Regions from separate parts of the Mus musculus genome. Here region 1 is linked to region 2. The links are chromatin contacts, found by Hi-C or POLR2A ChIA-PET in ENCODE. All regions are on one chromosome and are shown on one strand. The core of a region is the stretch at or near the end of the contact, and the rest is flanking DNA. Distances in the headings are between cores, read along the strand shown. Region 1 holds the start of Nkapd1 (NKAP domain containing 1). Region 2 holds the start of Pts (6-pyruvoyl-tetrahydropterin synthase).

Region 1 (2,829 bases), core at 306-2,805, 89 kb before region 2:
TGGCCTGAATTCTTTCCTCACCTCATCGAAGGCGAGAGCCTGCTCCCCAGTCATCCTCTGTCCTTGCACATGCACTCTCTTGAACCCACACACATATAAAATACATTTAAAAAACCTTAATTAATTATAGCACTATTTTCCACCTATCAGGACAATAAAGTTGCATTAGGGGATTTCTAAAATACCAAGTATGAATTTCTTATTTTTACTCCTTCAGTGAAATCTTCCATGTGGTTTCATTTTCTGTTCAGAGAGTTTTAGTAAACTTCTCTTGTGTTAAAGTAGCGCTAGAAAAGGCTACTGTATCCCCTGGCTAACCCAGAGTAGTTTTACTGAAGACCTCTCCTTCCTTGCATCAGTTCTACATACTAGGATCTTGGTCTGTATGCAGAGTTGAGGTTCTGGGTTGACACAGAGCTGTTTGCCATCTTTCAACTCCTGCTGAATGAAGTTCCGGTAGCGCTCGGGGTCATTTTCAGCCAAATCATCGAGCATATTCCAGAACTGGGAAATGTGGGTAAGAAGACCCTTTGAGGACACCGTCATGATGGTGATGAGACAGGCCTTTGGAACCTGCAGAGAGACAGGACTTGAGAAAAGGCATGTAAGGTATTTACTGCCCTGTTTCTTCTTTCAGGGAAGGAGGAAGGCTTTTGCAAGTGTGCTGCGGGTCTTAACTAAAAGATTGCACACCCATACTGCTTTATCTTGGCTTTCCTACAGTCTGTGAGTAGAACCACTTCCTAAATTCCTACGTTGTACCTGTACTTCCGTCTGGTCTTCATAAATACAGAGGGAACAGAAAGGACTTTTGTTCCAATAGTTGGATATTGGCTGACTTGGTGCCTTCCAGACCTGGAATTGTGAGGTAGGGGTGTGTGTGTGTGCGTGAAAGAAAGACGGGTAGAGAGACTGGGGTCGGGGGAGACAGATACATAGACAGACAGTATAGTAGTTAAAAGTAGGCGCACTGGAGCCAGTATGCTTACGTTCTTGCAAACTTCAGACATCTATGTTGCCTTGAGCAAGCAGTGTATATACTCAAAATAAAGATGAGGGGGCTGGAGAGATGGCTCAGCGGTTAGGAGCACTGACTGCTCTTTTAGAGGTCCTGAGTTCAAATCCCAGCAACCACATGGTAGCTCACAATTCTATAATGAGATCTGGCGCCTCTTCTGACATAGAGCTATATATGCAGAACACTGTATATAATAAATAAATGAATCTTTAAAAAAAAGATAAGGATTAAGAACACTAATATTTAAAGCTGGAACATTATGTGAGAGCAATAGTCAAAGATTCCGCCCTCCTTCAATCACCCTCCTTCTGCAAAAGAGAAAGTTCCCAATATTTTTAAAAAGAGGTTTAGAGTCTTCAAATTATATATTAAAGTTAGATTAAATCAACAACGAATACACACTTAATCCAAACGTGGGGGAAACGCGCACGTCTTCTCTCAGTTTGCCGACAAACTGCGACTCCGGTTACCATGGTAACCAGTCCCGGTACACCATCTAACTGGGTCCGGAGAGCGCAAAGTAGAGCTGTGTCTCTATATCCAGTTCCGGTTCTCTTCTCCGGGTCCGGACTGGCTCCTCCGCAGGCCGTCCCGCTTGTCTCTCGGGAGAGCGCCGCCTTCCTTCCTGCACCCGTCAGCTTCCACGGCGACCGGCGAGCCCGCTCTGTGGGAGTCTCCGGTGGGAGGGAAGCGTTTCTCCGGAGCACGACTTCCGGCCCGGAAGGAAGCCGCCACCTTTTCTCCCACCCCGCCACGCGAGGCTGCGGCGCACGGTATGGGTGTGTGTGTGTGTGTGTGTTTGTGTCGGGAGGGCGTTGCGAGGGAAGGCCGCCGAGAGCGCCGGGGCTGCGGCGGGGCAGGGAGCCCGCTGACAGACATGGGGGCGCTTTCCCCCACGTCCCCTTGGAAACCTCAAGCTCCCCCCGAGGCACTCTAGATACTTCCTGGGGCCCAACGGAAGGCCGTGCCCAAGCCCTGTGTCCCCATTCTGTCCCGGGAGTGAAAGCGAGCCGCCGGGCGCCGGCCCAGCCCAGCGAGAGCGGGGAATGCCCCGGTCCGCCCGCCCGCAGGCCGCTTTCCGCGCCTGCGCCTCCTCTGGCCTGGGTCCCCGAGAGCGAGCCGCCGGGCGGGCTCGGCTGGGGGAAGGCAGCCGTAGCCTGGGCCTCGGGTGAGGAGGGCACAGTAACCGGTGGGAAGGCTGCGTTTTCACGAAGGACTCGGGTGAAGCTGCAGAGCTGCCTTTCAGCCCTGACTCCTTGGCTTCCTGGGTCGGAGGAGATCTTGTAATGGAGTGGTTCTTCGTCTCACACTAACAGGATGCCTGATTTCCTCAGGATCGAGGGGTGAGTGAGCATCGGGACAGTGGCACCAAGCCCCTGCTAGCTACACATGTGAATATCGTTGTCTTCTGGGTTTTGGAAAGTTCCGTACAGTGTAGGAAACAAAATGTCCTGAGTAGAGATATTTAGGTCATCTAAAAACTTTTTTACAATTCAGTTTATTTTTTTACTGTTGACATACGTGGTGTTTGATGCCTTCAAATCTTCGTGTTTATATCTTTGCAAGCGAATTTTGGGGAGTTTTGAGATTTGATTTCTAGCCGGGACACTAACACACCCGTTGCCTGAGTCCATGCAGCCTGGGGGCAGGTTACGGCTTTAAGGAATTTGATTTTGAGGAGTTGGGGTAGAGTCCAAACTCGGGGATCCCCATAGGTTAAAAGGCCAACCGAAAATGTCTGGGGAATCATATTGTATCTGTATCGATCACGTACAGACCTTTCCCACTTTGGTCATTATTTTAATCTCCAT
Region 2 (3,187 bases), core at 430-2,929:
TTCCTCCTCCTCCTCTTCCTCCTCCTCCTCTTCTTCTTCCTCCTCCTCTTCCTCCTCTTCTTCTTCCTTCTCCTCCTTTCCTTCCTGTGTGCATAGCACCAGAGAGTAGGCCACACTTATCTGGGCAAGCAAGACTCCATTATGCCTGAAAATGTTATTTTAACAGTTGGGAATTCCTTTCTCTTGGAGAAAAACTAGATGGGAGGGGAAAGGCAGGGTCTCTTTTCCGTTATATGTAGAAAGACATTTACAATTCTTCCACTACTTGGTCTTCAGTCAATATTTCCAATACACTCTCCTCCGTTTTGCATGCACCCCAAGGTAGCCAAGAATTTGTCACTGTGCATTAAGCAAGCTACGTTTCCACATTTCCTTTGCTTAAACTCTTTCCTCTTGGGATTTTCTATTTACCCATCTGTTGGACTCCTTAAAACCCATCTCAGACTAATTTGCTCTTGGAAGCTTTCTTTTACTCTCTGACACAGAAATGGTAATTTTTCACTTGACATATTATTTGTTGGACTGCCCCCATTAAACTGAATTTTCAGATAACAGGGACCATTTTGTTGTTCTGAAGTACATGTGTCTAATACTTAAAGCATCTGGGATTAAGGTCTTAACTGTGGTGGTAATGCAGGCCCTTAATCCGAGCATTTGTGAGGCAGAGGGGCAGAGGCAGGTGAGTTCCAAGCCAGTCTGGTCTACAGACCAAGTTCCAGGACAGCCAAAGATACTTGGGTAAACATTTTTTTTAATTTAGTTTTTAAAATTTAATTAATGGATGGGTGATGTGGGGGCTGCCTTGCCAAAGGTGTCCATTTGAATTATGTATAGGATTTTATCCTTTTGAGACGGACCTTGAGCTTGTCACCCTCCTGCTTCAGCCTCAGTGCTGGGATCACTGATATATGCCATCTCTGACTGACAACATTTAATAGAAGCTAACCTTCTGAGACAAATATCTAAACACAGAACCAGCAAATGTTGCACAAGAGCGGTTGGGATTACACTGGAATACCTTTCCATTTCAAAAACTCTGAAAGCCAGGAATCTAAAACCAGGAACAGCGTATTCCTTCTGAGGGCTCTGAACGGTGAATCTGTTTTCTGGCTGTCTCTGGTTTGAGGAAGTCTCTTTGTATGACATTCTCTCACTTGGATATTGAGATGTCAAAATTTTCCTTTATTTTCCACTTAAGCTAGTGTTTTACTATGTTGCCTAGAACAGATCGGGACTCCTAAAATCAATGCCCCAGCTTCAGCCTGCAGGGTAACTCTAATGACAGTGCATTGCCATCCTTAGCTGGGGTTTCTTTTTGGTTAAGGACACTTTCAATGTGGTACCGGGCTGGAGAACATCTGATAAGGGCACCCAGACATTGGATTTGTCAAACCCAGGACTGTCAAAAATGAAGCGAAAGAAGAAGACACAAACTAACCTGGCAATTTAAAAATCCAGGCCTCTGGCTTCTCACCCACCCACTGGCCCCAGGTATTTCTGACTGCCTAGCGAAGACTGAACAGCAGGGGGCGCTAGTGTTTGCCTCCAAGTCGGCCGAAGGGTGCCGCGAGTCGAAACCACTCCCAGGAGTGCTTTCGGCAGGGAGGGCCGAGTTTGCACTGCGCAGCCGCGGGGGCGGGACTGGCCTCGGTCCCGGAAGCCGGAACCGCTAGCTTGTGAGTCTTCGGTCCGAAGACCATGAGCGCGGCGGGTGACCTTCGTCGCCGCGCGCGACTGTCGCGCCTCGTGTCCTTCAGCGCGAGCCACCGGCTGCACAGGTGGGGTGTGCCCACGTGTGTCACCGCACGCGCGGGTCTTGTCCCGCTATGTCCCTGGGGGGCGTGGCCACGCGCGTGGGTTAGAGCCGAGCTGGGGCGGGCCGAAGAGGAAATGGTGAAGGTGCGGAGCTGCACTACCGGCACTCACCCGGGAGAGGGCGGTATAGCTCCGATCCCGGAGGATCCACTCTGGAGAGTTTCCCTCCAGAGGTTGCCCACATCCAGAGGTACAATGACAGGAGCATGGGCTACCGGGTGCAACCCAAGGTAGTTTTCATCCCCCTTTTACCAAAAAAGTAAAACCAGCCTTGATACTTTCCAAAGGAGCAACACAGTCGGGAATTGAATCCCAGAGAAACAAGACCGCACCTGAGAGTTGGTTTCAAAGGGAGCTTCGTTACTCACTTGAAGGTTTGCTCTTTGGATCTGCATGTCATCATCAGAGAACGGCCTTTTCTAACAACAGGGTTGTCATAGGGAACAGCTGACACTTGTCATCCCTCTACCCCCACCCCTCCGTGTGGTCAAGTTGGGTACAGTGAGAATTTTCTTCAAAAGTCTTGTGAGCTGTACTGCTCTAAGTGCGCAGTAGGAGAGAGTGAAGGGGATAAGAAAGAGTTTAAAGAATTTAAATAAAAAGTTGTGTTTGTGTGTGCTTGTGTGCTGTGTGCACAGCTTGCACGAAAGAGTCTGTGGAAGCCAAAAGAGGATTCCTTGAAACTGGAGTTACAGGCTTCTGAGCTGTCACGTGGGTGGGCTGGGACCTGAACCCTGGTCTTCTGCAGTAGCAGTAAGCACTCTTAACTGCTAAGCCATCCTTCCGGCCTCTCAAAAGGGATTTTTATAATAGGAAGCTTACACACAAGGTTAGTAAGGATGCACAGATAAGTTGACTGATACAGATTCATTAAGCTAATTGTTTTCTGTCTGGAATGACAGCCATGTGTAGTAAGTTTAAAGTTTCACCTGACTTGAGTGTCCTGGAACACATTGGTAAGGTTTCCACTAGGCAACTGCTGAGGCAGAGGAGGGCAAGATTGTGAAAAGAAGAGCCTGAGGTCATTATTTGTCAGGAGGAATGACGTTTTTAAGCCGCTGGAGGATATGTATGTCTTCGTGCTTATCACTGCTCCTTGCTTCATCTCTTATCCCATAGCTAATACTCAGGGCTTGTTGAATTGGAAGGTGGAGCCGGGATGTAGCACAGTAGGTAGAGTGCTTGACTACACAGTGCCTGCTTACATAGATCTCAGGACTTGGGAGGTGGAGGCAAGAGGGTCAGAAGTTGGAAGTCGTGCTAAGTTACCTAGTGAGTTTGAGGCCAGCCAGGGATAGAGGAGACCTCGACAGAGAGAGGGCAGGAGAGACAGTGCTGACTATGGGCAGAGTTGTTGACATCTTACTGTGGA

Evidence for each region. Hi-C counts contacts between places; a loop is a spot of excess contacts on that map. ChIA-PET counts read pairs that join two places held with the same protein, here RNA polymerase II (POLR2A).
Region 1: POLR2A ChIA-PET joins it to region 2 with 12 read pairs in Patski. The contact joins the promoter of Nkapd1 here to the promoter of Pts in region 2. A Hi-C loop is called at or near these places in 1 of 37 maps with a recorded cell type or tissue (T-helper 2 cell). POLR2A ChIA-PET finds 5 or more read pairs at or near these places in 3 of 5 experiments (Patski and embryonic stem cell).

Annotation. Positions count from the first base shown.
Region 1 is chr9:50,616,190-50,619,018 of GRCm38, reverse strand. Nkapd1 (NKAP domain containing 1) reads left to right here and starts at 1,555. Exons shown (of 6, transcript NM_212449.2): 1 at 1,555-1,791. It overlaps Pih1d2 (PIH1 domain containing 2), which reads right to left and starts at 1,698. Exons shown (of 6, transcript NM_028300.2): 1 at 1,421-1,698; 2 at 370-573. The coding sequence starts at 546.
Region 2 is chr9:50,527,148-50,530,334 of GRCm38, reverse strand. It overlaps Pts (6-pyruvoyl-tetrahydropterin synthase), which reads left to right and starts at 1,679. Exons shown (of 6, transcript NM_011220.3): 1 at 1,679-1,778. The coding sequence starts at 1,699.